Linked DNA regions of Mus musculus: region 2 is linked to region 1. A link is a loop called in an ENCODE intact Hi-C map of the cell type or tissue named here. Cell type or tissue: heart. All regions are shown on one strand.

What was found. Hi-C counts contacts between places; a loop is a spot of excess contacts. Peaks named below come from ENCODE experiments on the same cell type or tissue, not always from the same donor. Only the 100,000 strongest peaks of a DNase experiment are listed, where the experiment ranks them.
Region 2: a loop joins it to region 1, with 2.5 times the contacts of the local background. A loop is called at or near these places in 3 of 42 quality-filtered maps.

What each region holds. Positions count from the first base shown.
Region 1 is chr8:85,071,699-85,079,698 of GRCm38, forward strand. It overlaps Dhps (deoxyhypusine synthase), which reads left to right and starts at 59. Exons shown (of 9, transcript NM_001039514.1): 1 at 59-355; 2 at 754-918; 3 at 1,597-1,718; 4 at 1,805-1,901; 5 at 1,983-2,069; 6 at 2,514-2,619; 7 at 2,695-2,798; 8 at 3,036-3,161; 9 at 3,236-3,463. The coding sequence starts at 149. The coding sequence ends at 3,331. It overlaps Wdr83 (WD repeat domain containing 83), which reads right to left. Exons shown (of 9, transcript NM_026399.2): 5 at 7,883-8,000; 6 at 4,519-4,586; 7 at 4,326-4,434; 8 at 4,125-4,239; 9 at 3,337-3,645. The coding sequence ends at 3,496. In heart, CTCF peaks have their summits at 426 (motif pointing right) and 4,567; DNase peaks (open chromatin) are centred at 23, 403, 1,683, 5,483 and 2 weaker places; H3K4me3 peaks cover 1,608 bases; H3K27ac peaks cover 1,008 bases.
Region 2 is chr8:85,428,034-85,436,033 of GRCm38, forward strand. It overlaps 4921524J17Rik (RIKEN cDNA 4921524J17 gene), which reads right to left and starts at 4,808. Exons shown (of 4, transcript NM_025722.3): 1 at 4,626-4,808. The coding sequence starts at 4,691. In heart, a CTCF peak has its summit at 4,735; DNase peaks (open chromatin) are centred at 2,958 and 4,848; H3K4me3 peaks cover 4,567 bases; H3K27ac peaks cover 5,328 bases.

The DNA.
Region 1 (8,000 bases):
GTCACGAGACCAAGTGACTTCCGGTTTCGTCGCCCCACGCCCCCAAGGCTCTCGAGTCGCACTTCCTGGGCTCCGGCCGACCTCGCTGAGGGATTTTGCGGGTCTCAGGGCGCCGAGGCTGCTGAGACCTGAGAGCGGCCGCGAGCACATGGAAGGGACCCCGCCAGGGGCGGCGCCCTCCTCGGCGCTGGCCGCCGTGCTCAAGCACAGCTCAGCGTTGCCGCCCGAGAGCGCCCAGGTCCAAGGCTACGACTTCAACCGCGGCGTAGATTACCATGCGCTTCTGGACGCCTACCGCACCACCGGCTTCCAGGCTACCAACTTCGGGCGCGCGGTGCAGCAAGTCAACGCCATGGTGAGGCGCGGGGCCACCCGGGCGGGATGCCGGGCCGCTGCGCGCGGATTTCCGCGTGAGCGTCCGGGAGAGGGCGGAGTCCGGGTAAACTAGAGTTCTGCGATGGGTGGAGCTTGGAGTTAAAAATCCAAAAGGGCTTTGTAGGAGGAGCTTAACGCTAGGGGAGCCCGGGGTTCGATTTTCCCGGTGGAAGGAGACTTGAAGATACTGGGTGGTTCTCAAACCATCAAGTGACAGACCTGGACCTGGAATGGGAGGGTTAGGGTCTGCCCAGGGGTTGTGCTTTGGTTTTGTAGTAGTCTCCCTGAGTGCAATCAACCTCTGGAATCCAGGCCAGGTAGGGTACCTCAACTGAGGTTTGGAGTCTTAGTGCAACTTTCCTGTGCCCTTATGACCAGATTGAGAAAAAACTGGAGCCACTGGCTGTAGATGAAGATCATCACGCAGACCTGACTCAGAGCCGCCGCCCACTTACAGGCTGCACCATTTTCTTGGGCTATACTTCCAACCTCATCAGTTCAGGCATCCGGGAGACCATTCGATACCTCGTGCAGCACAACATGGTGGGTCCACGTTAGCTCTGGAACCCCAGCCTCCTTGGGCCAGTAGGAAAAAAAAAAAAAGGGTTATTTTTCAGTTAAGAGAAATGAAGAGGCTCAGAGATTATTTGCGGTCCTGTGAAAGATTTGGGTTTGCTTTTTAACAACCACATGGTGACTCAGAACCGTCTGTAATGGGATCTTTTGATGCCATTACAGATCTGGTGTGTCTGAAGAGAGGGACAGTGTATTCACATATATTAAATACATCTTTTAGTCTTTTTTGTTTTTGTTTTGTTTGAGACAGGGTTTCTCTGTATAGCCCTGGCTGTCCATCCTGGAACTCACTCTGTAGACCAGGCTGGCCTTGAACTCAGAAATTCTGCCTGCCTCTACCTCCCAAGTGCTGGGATTAAAGGCATGCACCACCACCGCCCAAAATAGATTAAAAAAAAAAAAGGGTGTGAGGAGATGGAGTATTGTTCTTTGACATCCCGGCAGTCCTCATGCCTCAGCCTCCTTTCCGAGTGCTGGGATCGCAAGACCGTGCCACTTTTTCTGGCTGTGGGTCTGCTTCAGGCAGAGGGAGGCCTGGCCTGGAGTTGGTTTTGTTGTAGCGCTCATGCTTAGGTCTGGATGAGCTCACCCAGGTTAGGTTGCTGCTTAGAAGGGGGGGTCAGTGTTGCCTGCGACCGACCACAGGTGGATGTATTGGTGACCACTGCTGGAGGTGTGGAAGAAGATCTCATCAAATGCCTGGCGCCCACATACCTTGGCGAGTTCAGCCTCAGGGGGAAGGAGCTCCGGGAGAGTGGGATCAACAGGTGAGGGAGGCTTTGAGTAGTGGTCGGGGCGGGGAAGCTGGGCAGAGGATCCCCGTGACCCATGCCCGCATGGCTCCCATTTCCAGGATTGGAAACCTGCTGGTGCCGAATGACAATTACTGCAAGTTTGAGGACTGGCTCATGCCCATTCTGGACCAGATGGTGCTGGAGCAGAACACAGAGGTGGGGCTGGAAGGGCTCGGGGACCTGCATAGTAAGAGTCAGAAGACATATGAGCTAATACGATATTCTCTCCCATGATAGGGTGTGAAGTGGACACCTTCCAAGATGATCTCCCGGCTTGGGAAGGAGATCAACAACCCAGACTCTGTGTATTATTGGGCCCATAAGGTGGGTTGGGTGGGGACGGTATTCCCAGGCTTTGGCTTGTACTGACTTTGTCTTTGTAGCTACCTGAGCGTCTCTATAATTATTCTTGGTCTCCCCAAATTAGACGAGGTGTATCACTTGATGGCAAGGTTCTCCTAGTTATGCCCCTACACTCCCGGGATTTAGTGTAGTACCCTAGAAGTCAGTGGGGCCTGACCCAGGGTACTGTGCACCCAGGGACAGTGCAGCACAAGAGTCTGGAAGTGACAAGCCAGTGCTCAGTGTGCCAGCACCTTCAAGCCATGTGTGGTTTTCCTCACTCTGCCTCCACATGTAGAACAGAGGGGTCATGTCCAGCAGAGAAATTGAGTGGCCTACACAGGTTGGGAGGGACGCCACTGGGTTGGGGGTCAGGGTTTTCCTGGGGTGTGAGCTGTAGCTGCTGACTGGTCTTGTCTCCACCAGAACCACATCCCTGTGCTGAGTCCAGCACTCACAGATGGCTCACTGGGTGACATGATCTTCTTCCATTCCTATAAAAACCCAGGCTTGGTCCTGGACATTGTTGAAGGTGAGGTGCTAAGGCCCGGGGAGGAGGGGGAGGAAAGCCCGCCGAGGTCAAGGCCTGACCTCTGCCCTCTCACAGACCTGCGACTCATCAACACGCAGGCCATTTTCGCCAAGCGCTCTGGGATGATCATCCTGGGTGGAGGTGTGGTCAAGCACCACATTGCCAACGCTAACCTCATGGTGAGTGCAGTGGCCTGTGACCGTCCCCACTGTGTTATATGGTGGCTGTGGGGTGAAGGGGAATGGATCGGAGGCATGGAATAGTGCTGTAGTGGGAGCAGAGGTAGGTGTGGTCTCCTGCGGATGGTTTGTGGCAGCCTCAGGCACTGATGGGCCCTTCCTAAAAGCTCTCTAGGCCTTCCTCTGCATCATACCCAGCCTTCTACGGCTTCTGACGAGGGCTTCCTCTACCCACAGAGGAATGGAGCAGACTACGCTGTTTATATCAACACAGCCCAGGAGTTTGATGGCTCAGACTCCGGAGCCCGGCCAGATGAGGCTGTCTCTTGGGGCAAGATCCGGATGGACGCACAGCCAGTAAAGGTAGATGGTGGCAGGGCAGGGTGCAGGGTCCGTGGGCTGCCCATGGCTCCAGGGCTCACTGAGGTCTTCTGCAGGTCTATGCTGATGCTTCTCTGGTTTTCCCCTTGCTGGTGGCTGAGACATTCGCCCAAAAGGCAGATGCCTTCAGAGCTGAGAAGAATGAAGACTAAGAAGATTGGTAAAGACTGAGGCTTTTTGCCACACCTTTATTTATTACTTTACATGCCAGCCCCTCCCTAGGCCCACTCCTTGGTCAGCAGCATCTCTAGAATAAATGGCCCTTTGGTTGGGTTTTCTGAGTCAGTCTGCATCCTTGGTGTCAGGTCCGTAAGCCTCAGCCTGCTCCACCCTCTGCCTCATAGGTCTCTTCTCGCCAGTACTGGATGCTGCCTCCCATGGCAGTCAGTAGGCAGGGTTCCGTGGGATGGTAAGCCAGTGACTGTACCACATTAGAACCCACAGGCAGGGCCAGTGCCAAGGCACCCTAAGGAATGAGTGGTGGGGAACTATTACTATCAGTCGGTCTCCTTGAGATCTTGCCTGAAGTCCTCAGTCAGCTTGTCCCTGACTTTCTGTTGGTACTGAGAATGCTAGGCAAACCCTGCCACTGAGCCACACCCTTGGCCTAGAGACTGCTAGCCTTGGGTATAGAAAGCACCTAGCTCAGCCTTCCTTGTGACCCACCTGGAACCAGCTACAGCCACCACCTTCTCCAAGTCCTTTAGCATATGCTATTCCCCTTGCTTCAAATATCTTTCCTGCTTTCCCCTCATCCATCCTTCATATTTCAGCTTAAGAAACGGAGGCAGGATGAATTCAAGCCCAGCCTGGGCTACAAAGTGAGACACACCCCTCTACCCTCTGCCAGAGGTTCCTGCACAAATACCTGTCATTATTGCTCTTTTCAAGCTTGGGAAACACCCAGCTGATGCCCTTGGCAAGGAGCACAAGGGGAAGGCTCACCTCTACCAGGTCCCAGAAGAACACTTTCCCGTCTTCAGAGCAGCTGACCACATGTGTGTCGCGCTCACTCAGGCAGCAGTCCAGCTTGTACTGCTGGTTCTTATGGCCAACATACCTAGGAGTGGGGGTGGGGAGGATCAGAGGGGCTTGTTGCACCCCAGAAGTGGGGAGAGGGGGAAGGGCCAACCACTGGAGACTCACTCGCCCAGCAGCTCCCCTGTGTCTTTATCTAGAAGCCGCAGAGTAGAGTCCAGGCTGGATATCAGAGTGCACTGCCCGTCCCGGCTGAAGCAGGTGCAGGTGATAGGGCCTTAGAGAGCGAGGCAGGCAGGTAAACCTGGGTACTCTTGTCTGTCCCACCACTTGCCCTGACTGTCCCACTGTCCACACTCACTGCCCACGTAGTCTGAGGAGACCTGTCCCATCCTTAGGTCATAGCGCCTCACGCGGCCATCCACAGAGCTGCAAGAAAGAGTAGATCCAGCCTAAAGCACTGACCTTTTTTTGCTCCAGGGCAGCCTGTGTGCCTTGGAATCCCTGGCCTTCTAGGAAAATGTGAGCAAGGCAATGATGCTCTTCTGCTGTGTGACTCAGTCTCGGGACAGTTTGGTCCCACTCAGAGCTATGCTCTCTCTTCCAACCTCTCAGAGCTTTCTAGATCCTGTACCTCCTGACTGGTACAGCAGTCAACTCTACCTGTACCTGGGTTCTACATCTGCACATCTGACCAACTACACATTTTATAAAGATTTTATTATCTGTTTTTTTCCTCTGTATAGCCCTAGCTGATATGGAAATCACGCAGTAGATCAGGCTGGCCTCTTAGCATGCACAGGCCCTGAGTTCCATACTCAGCATCTCAAGCAAGCAAACAAACCAAAACCATGTAGCAGAATGGGCAGCCTAACATTTGCTGTCTCTGGTAGATCCTGAAGTCAGCCTACTACAGATACCAAGGCAACTGTATTCTCCGAGTGCGACTCCTTCCCCACCCACAGCACTACCACCATCTTATTTTGTGTGTATGAAGGCTTTGCCTGGAATGCCCAATCCTTAATGCCCCTAAGCAGCTTTCTCCTTTTTTGAGGCAGGATCTCAAGAGTCCTGACTGGTCGAATACTCACTCTGACTGAGTTTGTCCTTGAGCCTCTCATGCTAAGGATTATAGGTGTGTCTGTCCTACCACACCTGCCTCACCAGGAACTTTGAAAGCACAACCTCAGCAATGCCAGTCTTCCCCTCAAAGAAATATGGCCTTTCACCACTCTCAGAAAAATAGATGTCCAAATGTCTCTTGCAGGCCTCTAGACTCTGTTGTGCCTGAGTTCCTTCAGTAGCTCTCATCGGCAGCTGCAGCAGCTAGCCACTAGGTGGCGCTAGTCCACCTAAGCTTGCTCTCACCAGGCCTTCACTGCCACCAGTCCTCCCTCCCATTTCTGCTGTCTCACAGCTCAACTTTTGTCCCTAATGTGACTAGATTCATTGTACTTAATTTCTTTTTCTTTCTTCCTTCTTGTCTTTTGTTTTTGTTTTTGAGACAGGGTTTCTCTGTGTGGCCTTGGTTGTTTTTAATTTCACTGTCAAGACCTCTGCCTGCTTCTGCTTCTGCTTCCTGAGCGCTAGGATTAAAGGCACATGCCACTACTGCCTAACTGTAGATAGGCTGGCCTTTAACTCTTGGACACCCCCCCCCCCAGCCCCCCGGGTCTTCTCATTGCTGGGAAGCTGCCATAGCTGGCACTCAGTGATTTTTGTGTGTGTTTGTGTGTTTTGAGACACGGTATCTATTTAGTTCTAGCTGGAACTTGTTATATAGACCAGAATGGCCTGGAACTCACAAAGATCCACTTGCCTTTGCCTCCCAAGAACTGGGATTAAAGGCGCAAGCCACCATGCCTGCCTGGCTCATGGTTGCATTTATTTATGTAAATTTTATTATTTTTTGGGTTTTTATCTCGTACATGAATATTTTATCTGCATGTATGTGTATGTATATGAATCATGTGTGTGTCTGGTTCCCTGAGGAGGCCAAAGAAGGGTGTTAGATTCTCTAGACCTGGAGTTACAGATGGTTGTGAGTCACCATGTGGGTGCTGAGAATCAAACCTGGGTTTTCTACAAGAGCAACAAGTACTCTAAGCCATAGACAGTCTTTCCAGCCCTCATGGTTGCAGTTACTGACTGTCCTACTAGGCAGGACAGACTAGAAACTGCAGCTCTTTCAGTGGAAGAGGTTACACAATTTCTACCATTAAGTAACCTATGCTGGCTGCTGGTGAGATGGCTCAGTGGGTAAGAGCACCCGACTGCTCTTCCAAAGGTCCGGAGTTCAAATCCCAGCAACCATATGGTGGCTCACAACCATCCGTAACAAGATCTGACTCCCTCTTCTGGAGTGTCTGAAGACAGCTACAGTGTACTTACATATAATAAATAAATAAATCTTAAAAAAAAAAAAAAAGTAACCTATGCTGAACCAGGAAGATCTAGAAACGTCCAAGTAGGTAATATCAGAAGTTGGCCTTGAAGATGAGGGTAGCTACAGGTGCAGCCAAGGAGAGAAATACAAAGGCCATTGTTTTTGCTTAAGTTCTTGGCCTGGGCTACAGTGTGGAGTCAGCCACAACAGAGTTCTATATCACCAAGGTGAAACTAAGTGATGTCTGTAGGCCTGGGAGGAAGAAAGCAAGACTGGTGATCCAAGTTTGATCTCTGGAAACCACACAACAGCTGGATGAGGTAGCAAGATCTAATGTCTTGGCACTCTCTCTGGGGAAATGGGAGGTGGAGCTAGAAGAGTCTCTTGGAAAGGCAAGGGCCAGTCAGCCTGCAGTACATAGCATGGCAGAAACAGGGAGAGAGATCCTGTCTTGCCTCAGCATAGTAAAGGAGAGAACTGACTGTCCTCTGACCTTGACACATATGCCTGCACACACACAATACTAAAAATAAATAACTCCAGCCCCAGAGAGGCCTCTGACCTCTGCTGACACCTTCCCTCCATACATATTCTCCTATACAGATGCATCTACACTGTTTTTAAAACTTTTTATGTGTATTCGTGTTTTTGCTTGCATGTATGTTTGTGTGCCATGTGCATGCCTTATGCCTGCACAGGCCAGAAGAAGGTATCAGGTCCCCTGGAACTGACGTCTCAGGCAACTAATTGTAAGTCATCACGTGGGTGCTGAGAATTGAAGCTAGATTTCTTTGGAAGAGCAGCCAGTGCTTTTTAACCACTAAGCTATCTCTCCAGCCCCCATGTCTTTGACCTTTTGGGACACTTATTTTGATTTATAGGATGAAGTGTTGCCTCGTTATCTGAGTTGGGCCAGGCTTTGAGGTGTATACCTACAATTGCAGCTTTTGGAAAGCCAGCCTGGACTGTATAGTGAGTTCCAGGACAGAATGTGTCTCTGTCAGAAAAACAAAAAGACATCTAGGCTGGAATTCAGTATTTGTGTGTGTGTGTGTGTGTGTGTGTGTGTGTGTGTGTGTGTGTGTGTGTGTGTGTGTGTTAGTTGTTGTTTTGAGACAGGGTTTCCCTACATAGCCCTGACTACTTGGAGATCCAAGGCCTCTGCCACCATGCCCTTCACGGCTCATTCTGATACTCAGCACTTGGGAGGTAGAGGCAAGAGGATTAGGAATTAAAGACCGCCTTGGATTACAAAAGACCCTGACTCAAAAGACCAAACCATGGCCACTATGACCTCCAGTGGCACCAGGGCAAGGAGTGTGGCCCTGGACTCACTCACCCTGCCAAGATCTCATGGTCTGACACCTTTACACTGGATATGCCGTCTCTAGCTTCATCTAGTGTTTGCACCGGCTCAGGCTTCCGAGAACGACAATCCCAACATCGGACACTGGAAT
Region 2 (8,000 bases), 360 kb after region 1:
GGGAGACCATGACTTCAAGGCCTGCCTGCCTGGCCTAAATCAGTTCAAGGTCAGACACTAACAAAATTAAAAAGTTAGGCATGTAATAACTCAGCAGTAAGATACTTGCCTGGTATATACACAATCCTGACTGAGTTCAACATTTAACACTACCAAATGAAAAATAAGTATAAATATCATATAAGCCTCTTTCCATAATTAGCAGGTAAAATTGGCTTTGAGACCCAGGTGCACACTTTCTAACTCAACTGATAAGATGATTTCCTTTAATGAGTCCCACTCAAGACACGATCCCATGTCTAAGCTAATCATTCTAAAGTCCTGGTTAAAAATGGAATGAACCTCTCAACTTCTGTCCCAGAAATTTAAAACAAAAACACTGCAACCAGATCCTATAAAAAGAAACTTCAGGCAGGCTCAACAACCTGAATAATGTTAGTCTCATTGAATTACAGCTCTAGGGGGTTTGTAAAACTGCAATAGACACCCATTAAATTTCATTTAACATTAAGATAATAATTTAATTCTAGCGTTAAACCTTTAAGTTTTTAATGGAAAAAATTCCAAAGTATTGTTTACTAGGATTTATTATTTATCAATTCACTCTTTGAAAAATATTATTTAGGTTGTACATTTTAAAGGAAAAAAGGGTCCTCTGTACATTTGCCCAATGTCATATTAGTGGTGACTACTACACCATGTCTAGCACAAAACAGACATTCAATAAATCCTTGTGGGTGAGGAGAAAATCCTATTAGTTATAAAAGTGGTAACACTGCTATAATCTACAAACAAGAATTTGGACTTGAAACCAAATAAAATTTAAAAGTAAAAAAAAATTTAATGATACCCCAAAAAAGAAAACAAAAACAAAAAACAAAAAGAAAAAGGGATTGGGAAAAACCAGTAAAGAAAACTCATTTATAGAAATCTCATTATTTTTGCTTTCTGAGGTTTTAGTCACCCAAGGTCAGTGAGAAGGATATTTAGAAAGAGATTAAGGTTGTCAATGCAAAAACACAGCACTTACATCAAAAGGAGTAAGAGAGCTAATTCTGGATCTAAATATGAGTAACCAAGGCCTAGGAACAGATCTAGGTTACCCCAAATTCTATGTTGCAACATGAAAGCAATCCCATGAAGTTTTTATATAACAGAACAAAGAGTCATAGATCAAAGCTCTTTCCAAGTACATTGGTGGGAACAGTAAGTTGGACGCTACAGCAAAGCACAAAAACCTTTGCTATAGGCCTCAGATGCTGTCTGATAAATCTGTTAGCCTTTTGATTGGTGGAAAACCAGGGTTCTAAGTTAGTTCATCTCAAAAGTGTTTTATCTCTTCAGATTTAGGTGTGACACAGAGAGAGGCAGGGACTGGCTGTCTGTGGATAAAGATAGCTCGAGCGTAACTGGGCCTGTAACATTCCATCCATACCACATCCCTCAAGGTTCAGTCAATCAGCCTTTGTGCACAGAGTCTTTTCAGGAAATGCTCATTCACAAGACCTCGTTCTGATTGCTTATGCCTAATTTACAAATTTCATTATAAGTGCATACATATACAAAAACACAGTACAGATAGGTTTACCATTGTCTGAAATTTCAGGCATCTACTACAGGTCTTACAATGTATCTGCCTAAAATAACACTCTAATGGTAAACAGATCACATACCCACAGCACACATGCTTACTGGATGTGACATACATGGAAAAACAGTGCATTGCTTTTAAAATGAAAGGAAAACCAAAAATGCACACGAAAATATCAGAAAACTGACAAATATAACATACCCAAAATAGTTGAGTAATTTTCCAGCCAGTGAACAAGACCTCCATGAAAATAAATAGCATGAATGTTTAGAAGTTATAAAACTATGTGTGGCTTTTTAAGGGCCCACATAAGAGATGTTGAAAGCTGCTAGAAATCTGGCTGCTTGCTTCCTTGTGCTAGCTTTTTAAACTCAGGGGATGTGCCTGTCTTGTCATCAAATGGAGAAATCTCACTTTAAAGCTTTGACACTGATGTTTCTAAACTATAATCTAATTCAATATTCATGAAATTTAGAATCTTGGCAATATTCTAGTGTTTTGTTTAAAATGTTACTTGCAATTATAATTCTTTTCTAGTTTAAAACTAAAAGTGTCTACTTTTTAATTAGAAAGCTAAAATTAATCTATTACTTCCTTCAATTCAAGTACTATTTATATATTAATATATACTTACATCAATATATACTAATATTAATATATTAATAACACACACTATAATTAATATGTATATATCAACAAAGGGCTCAAGGCCTTGGTTTTTGAACACTACCATTGGGGAATCACCAAAAATTAATTTGTCATCATGTATATTCTCTTCAGTATTAAGAATAAAAGATGCCATCAGGGCGTGGTGGCGCACGCCTTTAATCCCAGCACTTGGTAGGCAGAGGCAGTCGGATTTCTGAGTTCAAGGCCAGCCTGGTCTACAAAGTGAGTTCCAGGACAGCCAAGGCTACAGAGAGAAACCCTGTCTCAAAAAAAAAAAAAAAAATCAACAAAACAAAACAAAATAAAAAAAGAATAAAAGACCAAATAAAAAACCAATTTCCTAGCTTCTAAAAGATTAAATGTGTTCACTTTCCAAAATTTGCATAATGACTCCCTAAACCCCACTGTGATGGTATTTCCAAGTAAGGCTGTCCCAAAGATAATTGAGTTTAAGTGAAGTGGGAAGCTCCTAACGGGATTAGTGACCTTAAATGAGACTAGAGCAGTCACTGCCACAGGAGAACACCAAGGAGGCAGCGGGTATCTACAAGCCAGAATTCTCACTAGAACCCAGCCTGGCCTTGAACTTCCATCAGAACTGTGGCCAAGCAGATTAATGTTCATTACTCATATCCAGTCCGGGGTATTTTATTATTGCATCTAAAACCAAGCCAGAGCTGACTTTGGAGGAAGGAATGCAATGTGGAGCCTGGGAAACGGCTAGGCAGGAAATCTCAGTCCCAACCCAGGGGGCCTTACAGGATGCAAGCAGAGAGCAGACTGCCCCAGGCTCTTCTCTGCCTCCCAGGCTCCCAGGCACAAACCAAAAAGAAAAAAAAAAAGGGGGGGGGATATTATATTGTATAGCAAAGTAAATGTCATCTCTCCAAATAAAACTCTGGTTTGTTTTACAGCCTCAAGTCTAAAAGCTAACGTCTTCTGCTCTTCCTTTAACCAGGGTTTTTTTGTTTGTTTGTTTGTTTGTCTTTTGCCTTTTTCAATTTTCAGGGGTTTTTTGTTTTTCTTTTTAACTCATCAATGTGTGTGATTGTGTAGGTGTGAGCATCGCAGCACGGGTGTGGAGGTCAGAGGTTAACCGTACAGCCGTTCTCTCCTTCCACCTTTACAGGGATCTACCTCAGGTAGTCAGGCTTGAGCAGAAAGCACCTTTACCACCTAAAGCCATCTCACTGGCCAATAACCAGGAAATTAAAAACAGATATTTTCCCCAAAAGATTATTTTATGCCAAGTAAAACAAGGGACTTGTGCCCTACAGAAACAGAATGCATAATTCATACTGTAAAAGCCTTAACTGAAAATTATTTAAACATCAAAGTAATCTGCCAACAGACTGATCACAAAGTGCAAGTTTGCTACAATTTAGTTGGGTGGAAAGAATGAACGTAACTCTACATTTTGGAAAACATGACTGTTTTGATATTGCAGACTGGTATGCTCTATCGACTAAACTTGCACAACTTTCCATCATCAGCATTTTTAAACATTGCCTATAAATCATACTGAATAAAACATGTAACTTTTTTGTTTAAAGATTTTAATAAACCTACAAGGACACGCCCTAAATAATATACTTAAATCAGATTTTAAGTCTCCACCCATTTCCAATTACTCCAGAGAGAAGGAGGGGGGAGGGGAAGAGAGAGAGGTAGTCATTTTAGGAAGATTCAGGAAAAAGAAGTACAGCCAGATCTGCATGCCGGCATGAAGGCCTAAGGATGATTTTAATGGAATGAGTTTTTGTTCATCACACTATAATTAGGCGTACTTAAATGTAGGAAAAGAAAAATGATTTTTTTAAAAATTACGACTATTACTCCATGAGTTCAGTCTAAATATGAATGATTTCAAATTCACGAATCCGCATATTTAAAAAAAAAATCTGTAAGCAGACATGTCAAATTTACAACAGTAAATAGCACGAATGGGACGGGGCACACGCAGAGAGGAAGAGCCTCAACGCCGACTTTATTCGAACCGTGTTCCGTTAACAACGTAGTGGAAGGACTAGAAACCACACATCAAACTGGTTGGTTTTTTTGCGGCGTTCCGGAAGTCCACAAATTTGCAAAAAAGTTAGCACCATTACTGTCCTTTTGTCTGCTTTATGCTGCCACCCAGGTGGCGGGGAGCGACAGCTGAGAAGCAGCACCGCACTCTCCCCAACCGCGAACAAAGCCATGCGGGGCGGCAGGGGTCCGCGGGCCGGCCCGGGACCAGAAGGGGCAGCGCCGGGTCCCCGCTCCCAGGCCCCCGCCGCCCGCGGGCCGCCGCGCACCGCCAACCGCCGCCGAGCAACGGCCACCCGCCCTGCCCGCCCCGCCCGCTCGCGCCGGCCCAGCCCACCTGTTGGTCGCACTCGGGGCACGATTTGGTGGCCATCTTCACTTTCTTGGCTCGAGTTGCAGACATGCTCCCCTCCTGAGCAGCGGTGGAAGCAGCGCCGTGCCTCCGCTGCTCCACACAGCGCGTCCTCACTCCAGCCGCGACCCAGCCGTGGAGGCGCGCGTGCGCGTGCGCGGGGCTGCGTGCGGGTTGGAGGAGGGGGGCGCCGCGGCCCTTCCAGGGAAGTCCCATCGCCACGCCCTCTAAGGCGGTGGACCGCTCGGGGGCGTGGCTCCGACGAGACTCCACCAACCAACGCACAGGTGGGCCGAGCCCTGGTGCTGGGCACGCCCCCTCGTCGGCCCCAGAACCAGAGCCTGAAATGGTTACTGGCAACGGAAAACCTCTCTGCAAATGTCAGCAATGCTAATCCGAGAGAAATTATAATAGACACTCGATGAAACCCCTAGGCTTCCAGCGTCAGGGGTATAAACTTCACTATTCATTAAATAATTGCCTACGATCCACTATTAAGCACACCGAATAAGAAATGTCTGCCTTCAAGGAACAGTCTACAAGGCTTTGTTTTTGGAGGGGGTGGAGAGGTTGGTCTGGTTTCATCTTGTGTATCACTGATACTGAGTAGTTTAAAATTAAAAGCAAATTATTTGAAAAGTGAAACAAAATGCTGTGCACTCCTATCATCCCAGCTTTCACTGCTCTTGTTCAGATCTACAGTGAGAGAGCAGAGAGATATTTTTAAACTGTAGTTTGATGAAGAAAGGAGCATGAGCTGGGTATAAAGTTGCAGAAAAGGGAGGGGTAACACACAGAGCATCTGCCATTGTTAAAGAGACTCCTCATACTCTGTACTATAGGAAAGGTATCTCAGGACAAAGACACTACCTGTCCAAAAAAAAAAAATCTAAACGTGTGAAAATGTAAAGTCAGTTAAAAGAAGTGTGTGTGTGAATAGAGTCCTTAACACAAGGGTTCCCCAATCCCAAATAACCCCCTAAGGAAGTCTCCAGGATCAGCCTTGAAGGGACACAAAACTTCTGCCACTTTGGATCAAAGGGAGCAGATGACATCTGGAGCTGACAGCATTATCTTGGGCTACTGGTCTTGCAAGTAAGAGAAATGTAATGTTCACTGCCTGGACACACACACGACCTTTACTCTCTCAAGAGGGCACACTAAGCCCGGTGTGGTGTCTGCACGCTTTTAATCCCAGCACTCAGGAGGCAGAGGCAGTCGGATTTCTGAGTTCGAGGCCAGCATGGTCTACAAAGTGAGTTCCAGGACAGCCAGAGCTATACAGAGAAACCCTATCTAAAAAAAAAGAAAAAAAGAAAGAAAAGAGGGCACACTAGGGAGATGGATCACAGGAAGAAAGAAAGTGGGCTTAGAGTTAGTGATTTTTCTGTATCAGCTGGGGTCAGAACTCACAGTCCTGTTTGATTGCCAAGTTGGAAAAGAATTGACACACGAATGTGGGTGGAGGGCAGGGAATTACTGTTCCATGCCACTAAATTCCTGGAACAAGACAGAGGCCTTTTGTGTAAACAAAGTCTCTCAAAGTCTCTCTCTCTCTCTCTCTCTCTCTGCATATGTGTGTAACATTTGTGCAAAAGTTTTATGTATTCTGGCAGATTAAAAAAATGAATTTCTTGTCAAGATTCATGGCATTCCATTAAAATTTGATTATTTAAAAAGAGAGAGGTGTAAGTATGAGGGGCCACCAAGCCTTGTACTACAAGCTGCAGAGACCAGGCATGCATGGCAGGATCAGATTTCCTGCAAGGCGGCACCAAAAGACTATTTTCAAAAGCTGTCAAGGTGAATCCTTAGTTTCAACAGAGACCCCAAAATATTAGAGATGCCACAAGCATGGTACATGCATGAGGAAAAGCTCTGGGCTTGGAGAACTGGACCAGAAGCAGCATCACATGAGCTGTAGTTGGGATAGGGGAAGACTGGGCCTGTCCAAGGATCTCAGATGAGTCCATCCCAAACCAAGAGGCTGAAGGTGAAGCTGAAGGGCATAGTGATTGATCTGAAGGTTTTAGTCTTCACTTGATCGTATCTTTCTTTACTGTGCTTCATTCATGAGAATATTTACTCTCTATTGCGGGGCTCTGGGTGTAGGGGAAGAGGGGAGTAGGAGAGAGTGCCCGCGACCCGCCAGAGTTCCTGTGCTCTGGGCGGCAGATGCGGGAGGACTGCAGAACGCTTTCCACGCAGCTCTGAGTGGGCATCTGGCTGTGTGAAGCCACTGATCCCACACAGCGGAGGGATGGGCAAGGGGCAGCCCCCGTACCAGGTTCTCAGTCTCCATCATCCCACGCTGGATACAGCAGAGGAGCTGAGAAAACACACTCTCGCCCCAGAGATACCAGAAGAGGGCAGAGGGAGAGAGGTTCCCATGCAGGCGAGAGTCTTTAGTCCAGTTCATGGGTGGAACACAGGAAGGCCTTCTGACAGGAGGTTAGAAGTGGCTCCTTAGAAGAAAGTCCATCCCATCGTCCAAGCACAGCGGGCCTTGATGAACAGTCTATGGTTTTAGAGCTTTATTGTAGAACGGCAAGGGGAAAAAGAGAAGGTAAAAGAGAGAGTGAGAGACCAGTCAGAGCCAAGAGGAGAGAAGGGGGAAAGAGAGAGAGAAGAAGAGAAAGAATAAGATAGGTGAAAGCTTAAGAGAGTAAGAGCTTAGAGAGAGTGTGTGAGGAAAGTAAAAGCTTAAGAGAGCAAGGAGGGAGCCGGGCAGCGGTGGCGCACGCCTTTAAATCCCAGCACTTGGGAGGCAGAGGCAGGCGGATTTCTGAGTTTGAGGCCAGCCTGGACTACAAAGTGAGTTCCAGGACAGCCAAGGCTATACAGAGAAACCCTGTCTCGGGGGAAAGAAAGAGAGAGAGAGAGAGAGAGGAGAGAGAGAGGGGAGAGAGGGGAGAGAGGGGAGAGAGGGGAGAGAGGGGAGAGAGGGGAGAGAGGAGAGAGAGGAGAGAGAGGAGAGAGAGGAGAGAGAGAGAGGAGAGAGAGGAGAGGAGAGAGAGGAGAGAGAGGAGAGAGAGGAGAGGAGAGAGAGGAGAGAGAGGAGAGAGAGGAGAGAGAGGAGAGAGAGGAGAGAGAGGAGAGAGAGGAGAGAGAGGAGAGGAGAGAGAGGAGAGAGAGGAGAGAGAGAGAGAGCAAACAGCCCTCTTATAATGGGATTGTTATCTTGCTGTTGCTAAGTAACTGTGGGGCGGAGTCTAGCCTGAAGGTCAGAAGCTTGGGGCATAGTCTACTTGACAGTTAGCCACGAGCCTCTCCTGTGGAGGCTGGGGGGGGGGGGGTAACTTCTAAAGGAGCCAGGGGTCCAGGAGACATGAGGGAACGCCTTCCGTCCCTTGTAGGTGG